Linked DNA regions of Homo sapiens: all the other regions are linked to region 3. The links are chromatin loops, found by intact Hi-C in ENCODE. Cell type or tissue: mammary epithelial cell. All regions are shown on one strand. Region 1 has its middle 3.1 kb from the start of C19orf85. Region 2 overlaps ZSCAN5A (zinc finger and SCAN domain containing 5A). Region 3 has its middle 8.0 kb from the start of ZNF784. Region 4 overlaps ZSCAN5A (zinc finger and SCAN domain containing 5A).

What was found. Peaks named below come from ENCODE experiments on the same cell type or tissue, not always from the same donor. Only the 100,000 strongest peaks of a DNase experiment are listed, where the experiment ranks them.
Region 1: a loop joins it to region 3, with 12 times the contacts of the local background. A loop is called at or near these places in 30 of 110 quality-filtered maps.
Region 2: it touches region 3 in a loop (4-fold over the local background); 2 of 110 quality-filtered maps call a loop at or near these places.
Region 4: a loop joins it to region 3, with 9 times the contacts of the local background. A loop is called at or near these places in 2 of 110 quality-filtered maps.

What each region holds. Positions count from the first base shown.
Region 1 is chr19:55,466,647-55,469,146 of GRCh38, forward strand. No RefSeq gene overlaps it. Among named protein-coding and RNA genes, the nearest start is that of C19orf85, 3.1 kb to the left of the region's middle. RefSeq lists silencers at 1,207-1,436, 1,447-1,576. In mammary epithelial cell, a CTCF peak has its summit at 1,321 (motif pointing right); no DNase peak of the experiment used is centred here.
Region 2 is chr19:56,308,269-56,310,768 of GRCh38, forward strand. The region is part of intron 2 of ZSCAN5A (zinc finger and SCAN domain containing 5A); the gene reads right to left. It overlaps EDDM13 (epididymal protein 13), which reads left to right. Exons shown (of 15, transcript NM_001354658.2): 15 at 1,856-2,186. The coding sequence ends at 1,880. LOC124900420 reads left to right here. Exons shown (of 5, transcript XM_047439799.1): 5 at 1-2,186. Among named protein-coding and RNA genes, the nearest start is that of ZSCAN5A-AS1, 5.2 kb to the right of the region's middle. In mammary epithelial cell, a CTCF peak has its summit at 1,504 (motif pointing left); a DNase peak (open chromatin) is centred at 1,483.
Region 3 is chr19:55,631,334-55,633,833 of GRCh38, forward strand. No RefSeq gene overlaps it. Among named protein-coding and RNA genes, the nearest start is that of ZNF784, 8.0 kb to the left of the region's middle. In mammary epithelial cell, CTCF peaks have their summits at 506 and 1,225 (motif pointing right); DNase peaks (open chromatin) are centred at 488 and 1,228.
Region 4 is chr19:56,251,940-56,254,439 of GRCh38, forward strand. All of the region lies in intron 2 of ZSCAN5A (zinc finger and SCAN domain containing 5A), which reads right to left. Among named protein-coding and RNA genes, the nearest start is that of EDDM13, 20 kb to the right of the region's middle. In mammary epithelial cell, CTCF peaks have their summits at 1,068 (motif pointing left) and 2,008 (motif pointing right); a DNase peak (open chromatin) is centred at 1,042.

The DNA of each region.
Region 1 (2,500 bases), 160 kb before region 3:
TTTCTGTCTCTCTGTCTTCCCCAGGGCATGGTGTGTGTGTGTGTGTGTGTGTGTGTTTGTGCACGTGTGTGATTGTTACTGGATGGTACTGTGCAGTTCCAGTCTCCTGGTGTCCAAAACAAAGAATTGGATGAGACGCGCACAGACAGCAAAGGAAAGGAGCAAACGTTTATGAAGCACAGTATTCCACTCTCAGAGGGGAGAGCGGACTGAGCTCTCCGAGATGAGATCAGCCCCAGTTTGTTACATTTCATGGCCTTTTTTTTTTAAAGGACTCTTTTTAAATTTTTTTTTTATTTTTTATTTTTGAGATGGAGTCTTGCTCTGTCGCCCAGGCTGGAGTGCAGTGGTGCGATCTCAGCTCACTGCAACCTCCGCCTCCCGGGTTCAAGTGATTCTCCTGCTTCTACCTCTAGAGTAGCTGGGATCACAGGCGTGTACCACCATGCCCGGCGAACTTTTGTGTGTTTTTAGTAGAGGTGGGGTTTCACCATGTTGGCCAGGCTGGTCTCGAACTCCTGACCTCAAATGATCCGCCCGCCTCGGCCTCCCAAAGTGCCGGGATTACAGGCGTGAGCCACCGCGCCCGGCCGTACATTTCATGGCCTTTTATATGTTTTTCATCACTTCCTTAACCTCACTTTATCTCTTGTAAGTTAGTTGCTCATCCTTGCCTAATCTTTCTTTATCTCTTTTGACCAAATTGCTCATCTTTAGCTTTATTTTTCGTGGCCAAACTGCTACTGCAAGTCCTTCTGGCTTATTTTCCTTATCCTGCATGTTCCAACTCACTGCTTCCTCCCTTATTTCGCATGTCCTGCTTCTGCCATTTGACACGTTTTGCTTCTGCTTAAGCTAACCTATGTCCAACGGTCCCCTTCGCCCCCCGAATTTCTCTGCTATTCTCCTGCCTCAAGATGTCCGTGAGTCTGGTTCACGCCTGTGGTATTGGGGGTGGCCTGAAGGTGAAGGTTTCCTGTCCTGTTCTGCTCCAGGTCTCAGGTACAGAGGGAAGGGTCCAGGGTCCCTTGGCAAGAGGCCGAAGGGAGAAGACCCCTGGGTCTCTGGAGGATGGGAAGGGAAGGATTGGCTCTGAGGGCCGGGAAGGGGCCCGCCGCCACGTGGCTGGGGTATGACCTTTGCTACCTTGATACACACTTTATCGTGTGTATTCACATCTGGTAGCTCTTATTTCAAAATTTGCATTCCACAGTCCAGGGGCCAAGAGCAACATCCGCCGGCCAGCTCTGTCCCACTCAGGCCGGCCAGCAATGCACAGGGCGGCCGCCTGCAGGCTGCGGCCTCGGGACTGTCCACCAGGGGGCGCCCACCCGGCCGGTGCTGGGCGGCCCGGCTCAAGGGGTGCGGCCCGAGAACTTGGGGCCCTCTCCTGTCTCCTGTCATTGAGAACAATCAACCACAGCAGGGAGCTGGCTTCATGGGGTCTTTGTTGAGGACCTGCACTTCCAGGTGCTGGAAGGTCTTCCCCAGCCTCCTCTCCCCTATCCCAGCCCTTGAAATTCTGTGTGTGTTGGGGGTGGATTTAGTCATTCAACAAACATTTATTGAGCACCTTGCTTTACTGAGCAGTGGAGGAGGTGAAGTCAGAGAAGCCGAGGGGGCGCGGGGAGCAGACCTGCCGGGCTTTGTGAGCCAGGCAAGGGTTGGGCTATGAGGGTAAGCATGATGGAGAACCATAGAGGGTTTGGGGCAGGGTCTAACCCAACCTTCTTTGCAGGCCTTGCTACAGCTGGAATGTGGAGACCCCACCCTCCAATCCCCCTACAATCTGGATGGGGGTGTCAGGGCCAGGCCAGGAAGCCAGGGACAACCCAGGGTGTGTCCTTCCCTGTCCCCACCTGCTCATCTGCTATCTGCTCCCTCTCATCCAGTCATTGTGGGACCTTGTTTCCCTTAATTTTTTTTTTTTTTTCTGAGATGGAGTCTCGCTCTGTCGCCCAGGCTGGAGTGCAGTGGCGCGATCTCGGCTCACTGCAAGCTCCGCCTCCCAGGTTCACGCCATTCTCCTGCCTCAGCCTCCCAAGTAGCTGGGACTACAGGTGCCCGCCACCACGCCCGGCTAATTTTTTGTATTTTTAGTAGAGATGGGGTTTCACCGTGTTAGCCAGGATGGTCTCAATCTCCTGACCTCTTGATCCACCCGCCTCGGCCTCTCAATGTGCTGGGATTACAGGTATGAGCCACTGCATGCCTAGTCTTTTTTTTTTTTTTTTTGAGACAGAATCTCTCTCTGTCACCCAGGCTGGAGTGCAGTGGTGCAATCCTGGCTCACTGCAACTTCTGCCTCCTGGGTTCAAGAGAGTCTCCTGCCTCAGCCTCCCAAGTAGCTGGAATTACGGGCGTGCACCACCACGCCCAGCTAACTTTTGAATTTTTAGTAGAGACAGGGTTTCACCATGTTGGCCAGGCTGGTCTCGAACTCCTGACCTCAGGTGATCCGCCTGCCTTGGCCTCCCAAAGTGCTGGGATTATAGGCGTG
Region 2 (2,500 bases), 680 kb after region 3:
TGATCCGCCCGCCTCGGCCTCCCAAAGTGCTGGGATTACAGGCGTGAGCGGTGGCTCCCAGTCTTTTTTTTTTGAGATGGAGGCTCACTCTGTCACCCAGGCTGGAGAACAGTGGCCCAATCTCAGCTCACTGCAACCTCTGCCTCCCAGGTTCAAACGATTCTCCTGCCTCAGACTCCCAAGTAGCTGGGATTACAGGCATGCACCACCACACCTGGCTAATTTTTGTATTTTTAGTAGAGATGAAGTTTCACCATGTTGTCCAGGCTGGTCTCGAACTCCTGACCTCAGGTGACCCACCCACCTCGGCCTCCCAAAGTGCTGGGATTACAGGCATGAGCCACCACGCCCCCCCATATTAAATCATTTCTGATTCCCCCCAAAACATCACATTTTTTTTCCCGCTCCATTATGCCATTGCACACATTGATTCCTTGATCTCTGTCTACCTAGAAAAGTCCTCCTCAGTCCTCAAGATTCACCTAAGCAATGCTTTGGTTCAGGAACCAACAGCAATCCTTCAGATTCCACTGGGGAGGATGCTGAAGGAAATGAATGGTGTTGAACGGTTTCTCAGGCTCTCTTCAACCATACATTAAAGCACCGGTCAAACCAGATAGTTATTTTCATATAAAGGTGTGCTTTCAACCCATTAGGCAAGAGGTTGGCAAACTTTCTCTGTGAAGGGCCAAATATTACGTGTTGGCTTTTCAGGTCATATGGTCTGTTGCAACTACTCTAGTCAAAGCAATCGTAGAGAATACACTGATGGCTGTGACTGTACCCAACAACTGATGAAAGGATAAACAAAACGTAGTGCATTCATACAATGGATTATTATTCAGCCCCCAAAAGAGGAATGGGGTCCTGGCACGTGCAACAACACGGCTGAACCTTGAAAACACTGTGCTGAGTGAAAGAAGCAGACACAAAAGATCACACAGTAGATGATGCCATGTATATGAAACAGACAGATCTGGCAAATTCAAAGAGACAGAAGGCCAATTACTAGTTGTCAGGGGCTGAGGGGAGGAAGGAACAAGGGGAGTGACTGCTTTTAATGGATTTCTTTTTTGGGTTGATGAAAATGTTCCACTCTTAGAAGTGACAATTGCACAACATGGCGAATGTAATGAAGGCCACTAAATTGTGCCCTTTCAAAATGGTTAAAATGGTGAATTTTATGTTATGCATTATGTTTGCATTTTACCTCAATTACAAAAAGAAACTTTATTAAAAGGGATGCAGGCTGCAGTTGGCCCTGCGGAACACAGTTTGAGGGCCCCTGCTCACATAGACTGTGAGCCCCTGTGGGAGCAGGAAGTACCCCTGATCCATCCCTGGAACTCCAGCACCCAGAAGCAAACCTTAAGGTTCTCTTCCTGCAACTCTGAGTGACTCCAGCACACCAGGCTAGGGGGTGCAGCCCAGCCAGGCCTGGGCAGTCCCTGCTCCTGCGGGGCGCGCCCTCTAGTGGGAGGTAGGGGTGCAACACAAGCTCAGGCCCGGCGCCGGGACAGTGAGGAACTGGAGGGGGCGCTGCTTCCCACTGGCTGGTTTCTAGAAGAGCCCTGCTCTGAGGAGGAGACACTTGCCCTGGTGATGGGGCAGAGCTAGGGTCCATAAGATCTGAGGGAAGCGTGTTCCAGCTGCTGGAACAGCCCGGTGGGAATAGGGACAAACTTGGTGGAACCTAGTGAGTGGGGAGAATGGGCTAAGCTGGAGGGAGGAGGTGGGCTTGAGGCAGGTCACAAAGAGCCCTGTAGAGGTGGATGGAGAGGGCACCAGGCAAGGAGTATGAGAATGCATGAAGACGAAAATCAATGCACAAATACATTTCTCTCTCCTTTCTTAGGGATGATCCCTGCTGTTCTTTCTAGTGAGCCTGCTCCATCTCAGCTTAGCCTTCACAAGGCCTCCATCTCCCAGGCATTCTAACCTCTGAAGAAAGCTCTCTGTCCCCTGGACTGCCTGTGTGGAGGGTAATGAACTGGGTCCTTTAAGGAATGGCACCTGGGTGCCCAGAGGCATGGCCAGAAGGTGTCTGTGGGGGCCATGCCTTAGGGGGATGCACCCAGGGCGGCTGAGAGAGCAACTGCAGGAGTTTCCCCTAAAATCTCTCCTCCAGATCGTTCTCGAACTTTCCCCACTACTTCCATAATAAAATGTATACTTGTTGAAATGGCTGAAAAGGCTGGGTTATTCCATTCGCCCAACACTGAAAACTAACAGGTATGCTGGTGGATTACCAAGAATCAAACGCTATCAGTTAACTGTGCACTTTACAGGTGAAGACACTACAGCTCAGAGAGACCGATGGCTCGTCCAACATCACACTAAGCTACACAGCTGAGATTTGACCCAGTTGGACTCATTCCAAAGTCCGTATTCTTTTGTGTAAAGATTTGGGGCTGCCCCCACCGTCCTGAGGAAATACAGTTGTGAGGATATGGCTGTTCCAGGAGGAAGCCGTATCCAGCTCTCCAGCCTGCATGTTTCT
Region 3 (2,500 bases):
TGGCGCGATCTTGGCTCACTGCAACCTCCACCTCCTGGGTTCAAGCAGTTCCCTGCCTCAGCCTCCCGAGTAGCTGGGATTACAGGCGTCTGCCACCACACCCAGCTAATTTTTGTATTTTTAGTAGAGACGGGGTTTCACCATCTTGGCCAGGCTGGGCTCAAACTCCTGACCTCCTGATCCACCCACCTCGGCCTCTCAATGTGCTGGGATTACAGGCGTGAGCCACCGCACCAGGCCTATCGCCATAATTTCATTCAACCTCTCTGGTCCTCAGTTTCCTTATCTGTGAAATGTTACTGCTGAATTTGAGAAACCAAAGGGCCTTCTTCCAAATTCTAGTCGTGAGTTACGTAAGGTTCCTTAGTGAGGCTGAACGAGTCTTTGAACTTGAGCTTCTGCAGGCTAGAGGAAACACAGTAGTCCCTACCTGCTTCTTCCAGGTTCTAAGGTGGGTGAGACATTTTGATATTTTGGTCTTTGTCGCCCCCACGAGGCCTAGGAGGGTTCCCTGTCGCAGCAGGTGTCCAATAAAGATCAATCCGCCAGGTGCGGTGGCTCAGGCCTGTAATCCCAGCACTATGGGAGGCCGAAGCGGGCGGATCACCTGAGGTCAGGAGTTCCAGACCAGCCTGATCAACATGGAGAAACCCCGTCTTTACTAAAAATACAAATTAGCCCGGAGTGGTGGCACATGCCTGTAATCCCAGCTACTCGGGAGGCTGAGGCAGGAGAATTGCTTGAGCGCGGGAGGCGGAGGTCGCGGTGAGCAGCGCTGAGATCTCGCCATTGCACTCCAGCCTGGGCAACGAGAACGAAACTCCTTCTCAAAAAAAAAAAAAAAAAAAAAAAAAAAAAGTGAGAAAGATTTACTTGCCACCTAGGGTAACTGCTGGTCTTCTTTCCCCCGTTAGTCTCGCTCAGGAGGCGGGTAATCTATTTTAACTCTGCACCTGCTGGACTTTGTGAATGGGCAGTTTACTCTCTGGTCTCAGCAGCCCCATCGATAAAATGGGAATAACTTGTCTCCTTGTCAACAGCCAGATGGTGGTGATTTGCCAAATCTAAGACATCTATTTTCTTGCCTTGTTCTTCTTTATTTTTTCCTCTCAGTTTTAAAACTGGATAGTCCCAGGACTTCTCCCAAACCAGGATGAGTTGCTCACCTATTTTGTCCTCACTTGTATCCTTAAGTCCAAACTGTCATTACCTTATTGACCACCAGGGGGTGCCCTACACACGTAGTACTGTGGTTTAAGAAGACAGCTCAGGAGGAGGCAAAGAAAGAGGGCCCAGTTCCCAGCCTTGCCCTGAGTTCCTACAAACCTTCACGAGCCTGCTCTACTTCACACAGCATCATGTCTCACACTCAGCATCCTCCTGGCCCTATGATATGAACATGTGTGTGGTCCAGTGGAAAGGTCTTTTAAGTACTCCAGCAGCCTCTGCCAACACTGGCTAACCAGCTGGGTGGACGGTCACTGCCTCTCTGCCCACTGTTCCCAACATTTCCAGGAGTTGGCCCAGCATATCCTGGCCGGCTGAGAAGGCTGAGGCCACCTACTTGATTTTATTTATTTATTTTTTGAGACAGGGTTTCACTCTTGTTGCCCAGGCTGGAGTGCAATGGTGCCATCTCGGCTTACTGCAACCTTCGCTTCTTGGGTTCAAGTACTTCTCCTGCCCCAGCCTCCTGAGTAGCTGGGATTACAGTCACACGCCACCACGCCCGGCTAATTGTGTATTTTTAGTAGAGACGGGGTTTCTCCATGTTGGTCAGGCTGGTCTCGAACTCCCGACCTCAGATGATCCTCCGCCTCAGCTTCCCAAAGTGCTGGGATTACAGGTGTGAGCCACCCCGTCCGGCCTCTTTAGGTTATCTTTAGAGCTGGATATCATTTCCCTCCATCACATAGCCTTGCAGAGGGAAGTGACATCATTGTTAACCAAAATAAGTTACTGAGGCAAGAGCCTCAATCACTCCAGAGCTTATATATCCAGAGCTTGAGGGCAGACCTGGGAAAGGCAAGAGTCACAGAAAACCTCTGTGGCTTATGGAAAGGTTTTCAGGAGGCTTAGTATTTATACATTTCCTTAAAGGAGGGAAGGCAGGTGGGAAGAGGGTGACAGATGGAAGAATGATTGAGCTCATCGTTTTTGTTCTGTACCTGGGAAGATAAGCATTATCAGTGGGAAACCTAACAGACTTTAGTTTTAGGAGCTAGACTTAGATTGCAAACCTAAAGTTACAAGGGACATGTTCTTCTTCTTATTATTATTTTTATTTGAGACAGAGTCACTCTGTCATCCACACTGGAATGCAGTGGCGCCATCTTGGCTCACTGGAACCTCCAGCTCCCAGGTTCAAGCGATTCTCCTGCCTGGGCCTCCCAAGTAGTTAGGATTACAGGTGTGCGCCACCACGCCTGACTAATTTTTTTTTTGTATTTTTTTTTTTAGTAGAGATGGGGTTTCACTATGTTGGCCAGGCTGGTCTTGA
Region 4 (2,500 bases), 620 kb after region 3:
CTGCAAAACCTAAAATATATATTCTCTGCTCCTTTGTGGAAAAAAGCTTTCTGACCTCCAAAATAAAGATTTATTGACCACAACATGGGCCTAACTATAAAGAAAAAAGAATTCTGAAGGATACCTAGGGAGGAAGGTTTCTCAGAGGAATGGGAATCCATTGACAAATTTTAAAGAATGGAGCAGCACAATTGGGTTTACCTAATTTAAAGCTCAACATGCCTGTCAAGTGATAATGGATTGGAGGGTGCTGGGTAAGAGAGGATATGGGAGCAATCAAGATTCTCTTATGGTTTTCTGGGAGAGAAAAAGGAGAACTGATGGATTCAGGTGCACCTACCCAAACCTGGCTTGAGCAGGTGAGAGGCTGTAACAACGCAAAGGTTGGGGCCGCCCAGGAGAAAAAGGATTACACCACCCAAAATTGAGTTTGAATGTTAAGACTGAGGACACACACATACCCACACTCCAAGAGGGTATGAAGCTTATTACATAACAGGATTTCTGAAGAGAGCAGAGTGGGCTTTCCCAAGCTGGTCTGAATGTGGCTTGAGAGGGCAGAGAAAGGAGGCTGGTTTGGGGTTGGGGTTTTATGGTGCTTAGGGGATGGGCCACAGCCAGGGGTACTGCACAGGGTTTGAACTCCCCACTGGCACTAGAAGAGGGAGTACCCAGGTTTTCTAATCAGCTTGTCCAGCTGTGGGGTGATAAGAAACAAACATCAAACATGGTCAAACTTTTAATAATCCCAAGGAAAGAGCAAGTCAAAAGTGGAGGTATGAACCTCAACGTCTGGGTGAGGCCTCTGGTTGGGCAAGGGTGGGACCATGGTCACCAGGGGAAATAGGAGGCAGCCTTCTGGGGTCCAGGGGCCAAGGCTGGTGGCTGGAGTATGGAGAGGCCTGTGGTAAGGCAGCCACAGGCAGGAGCTGGGGTCGTGAACACGCCAGGGGGCCCCATTCACGTGGGGCTGACAAGGCCATAACAGGAGCAAGAAGAAAGACAAGATGGCGGCGCAGTGGCGCCTCTTCCTCCTGGGATATCCCTCCCACCCCCTCTAGTGGCAGAGCCTAGCACTGCGCTCCCTGCAAAGTTGCCAGGACAGCTCCGTGATTGCAGGGCCGGCACTGAACCTGTGGACTTAGAAGCTGGGAGGCAATTGACTGGTAACTGACACAGAAGCCCTGTTCCTTTCCCTTGCAGAGGTGTGAGCCTATAGGTTCAGTTACTCTGGAGGCTGAGGTGGGAGGATCACCTGAGCCTGGGAATTTTGAGCTGTGATTGTGCCACTGCACTCCAGCTTGGGTGACAGAGCAAGAGGCTGTCTCAAAAAAAAAAAAAAAAAAAGTCCTCTGGATGGTCAGAAGAGCAACAGAAGGTGGGCAGGGAGGAGGGGTGGAGGGGGAGAGAAAAAAAGATGGAGAGAGAAATTTGTGGACCCCAAGAATATAGCTCACCTAGAAAGGTTGGAACACCTGAAATGGAAGTAGTGGCTTGTCCGCAGGATCATAGAACTTGTAAAAGAATCCCGTGCACCAAATAAAGCACGCAAATAACAGGAAAATGCCAGAAAGCTGAACACCTGGGTGGCAGTCTGTGCACCCCAGTGAAGGGACGTGAACAAGTGGCTCCCATCGGTGTGCTGGCAAGACACACACTGGCTGGAGGTGAGGGTTGTGATATTAAGGACTGAGGTGAACAGTTTTGAACGTTGGGATGTCAACAGAATGAGGACGCGTGGGGAGACGTTATCCGGTGTTACAGACACTAAATACATTTTTTTTTCTTACAATAAGAAGTTGAAGATCTGAGTGGATGAGAACTGGAGAAAGTAGGGATGCAGTGTCTCTTCGTCAATTCAGGTTTTGCACGGGGTAAGGTGGCTGTGTCTAAGCCGGTGCCACTAGCATCATACGCACCCAGCTTATGTTAAAAATTTAAAGTTAGAATGATTTTATAGCTAATTTGTATAGTTATGACAGATGTCCAGCAGATGGCAGAAAAGATCTTGTTCTAACAGATAACAGCTAGATGGTTCTGCTTCTGTTTGACATTAAACATAACCAAAGCGTCAAACAACAGAAAAGGTTATCTAACTGATATACCAGTGAATGAGCATCTTTTTTTTTTTTTTTAAATAAGTCTTCCTCTTCTGTTAGTGTGAGGCTAAATTTGGTGGTTCATATGATGGTTCACTCGATCTGACATTTTTTTCTTGTACTCTACTAGAATGTATATTTAAATTTTATAATGAAATATTTTATTATTATACAAATCATTGTTGTTGGTCCCAAAGTATTACATAAACTTTGGTTGCTATATATAATTACATTCTAATTAGTGTATAGACTATTTTATTTATTATACAATTTCAGGAGGAGACCAATGTTTTCATCATCTTACCTATTAGTTGTAACAAATTCTAGGATAAACTGCTAACATTATTATATTATTTTTTCTGGTGTCAAATGAGGTCTTTGTAGCATGTGTCACAATGTCC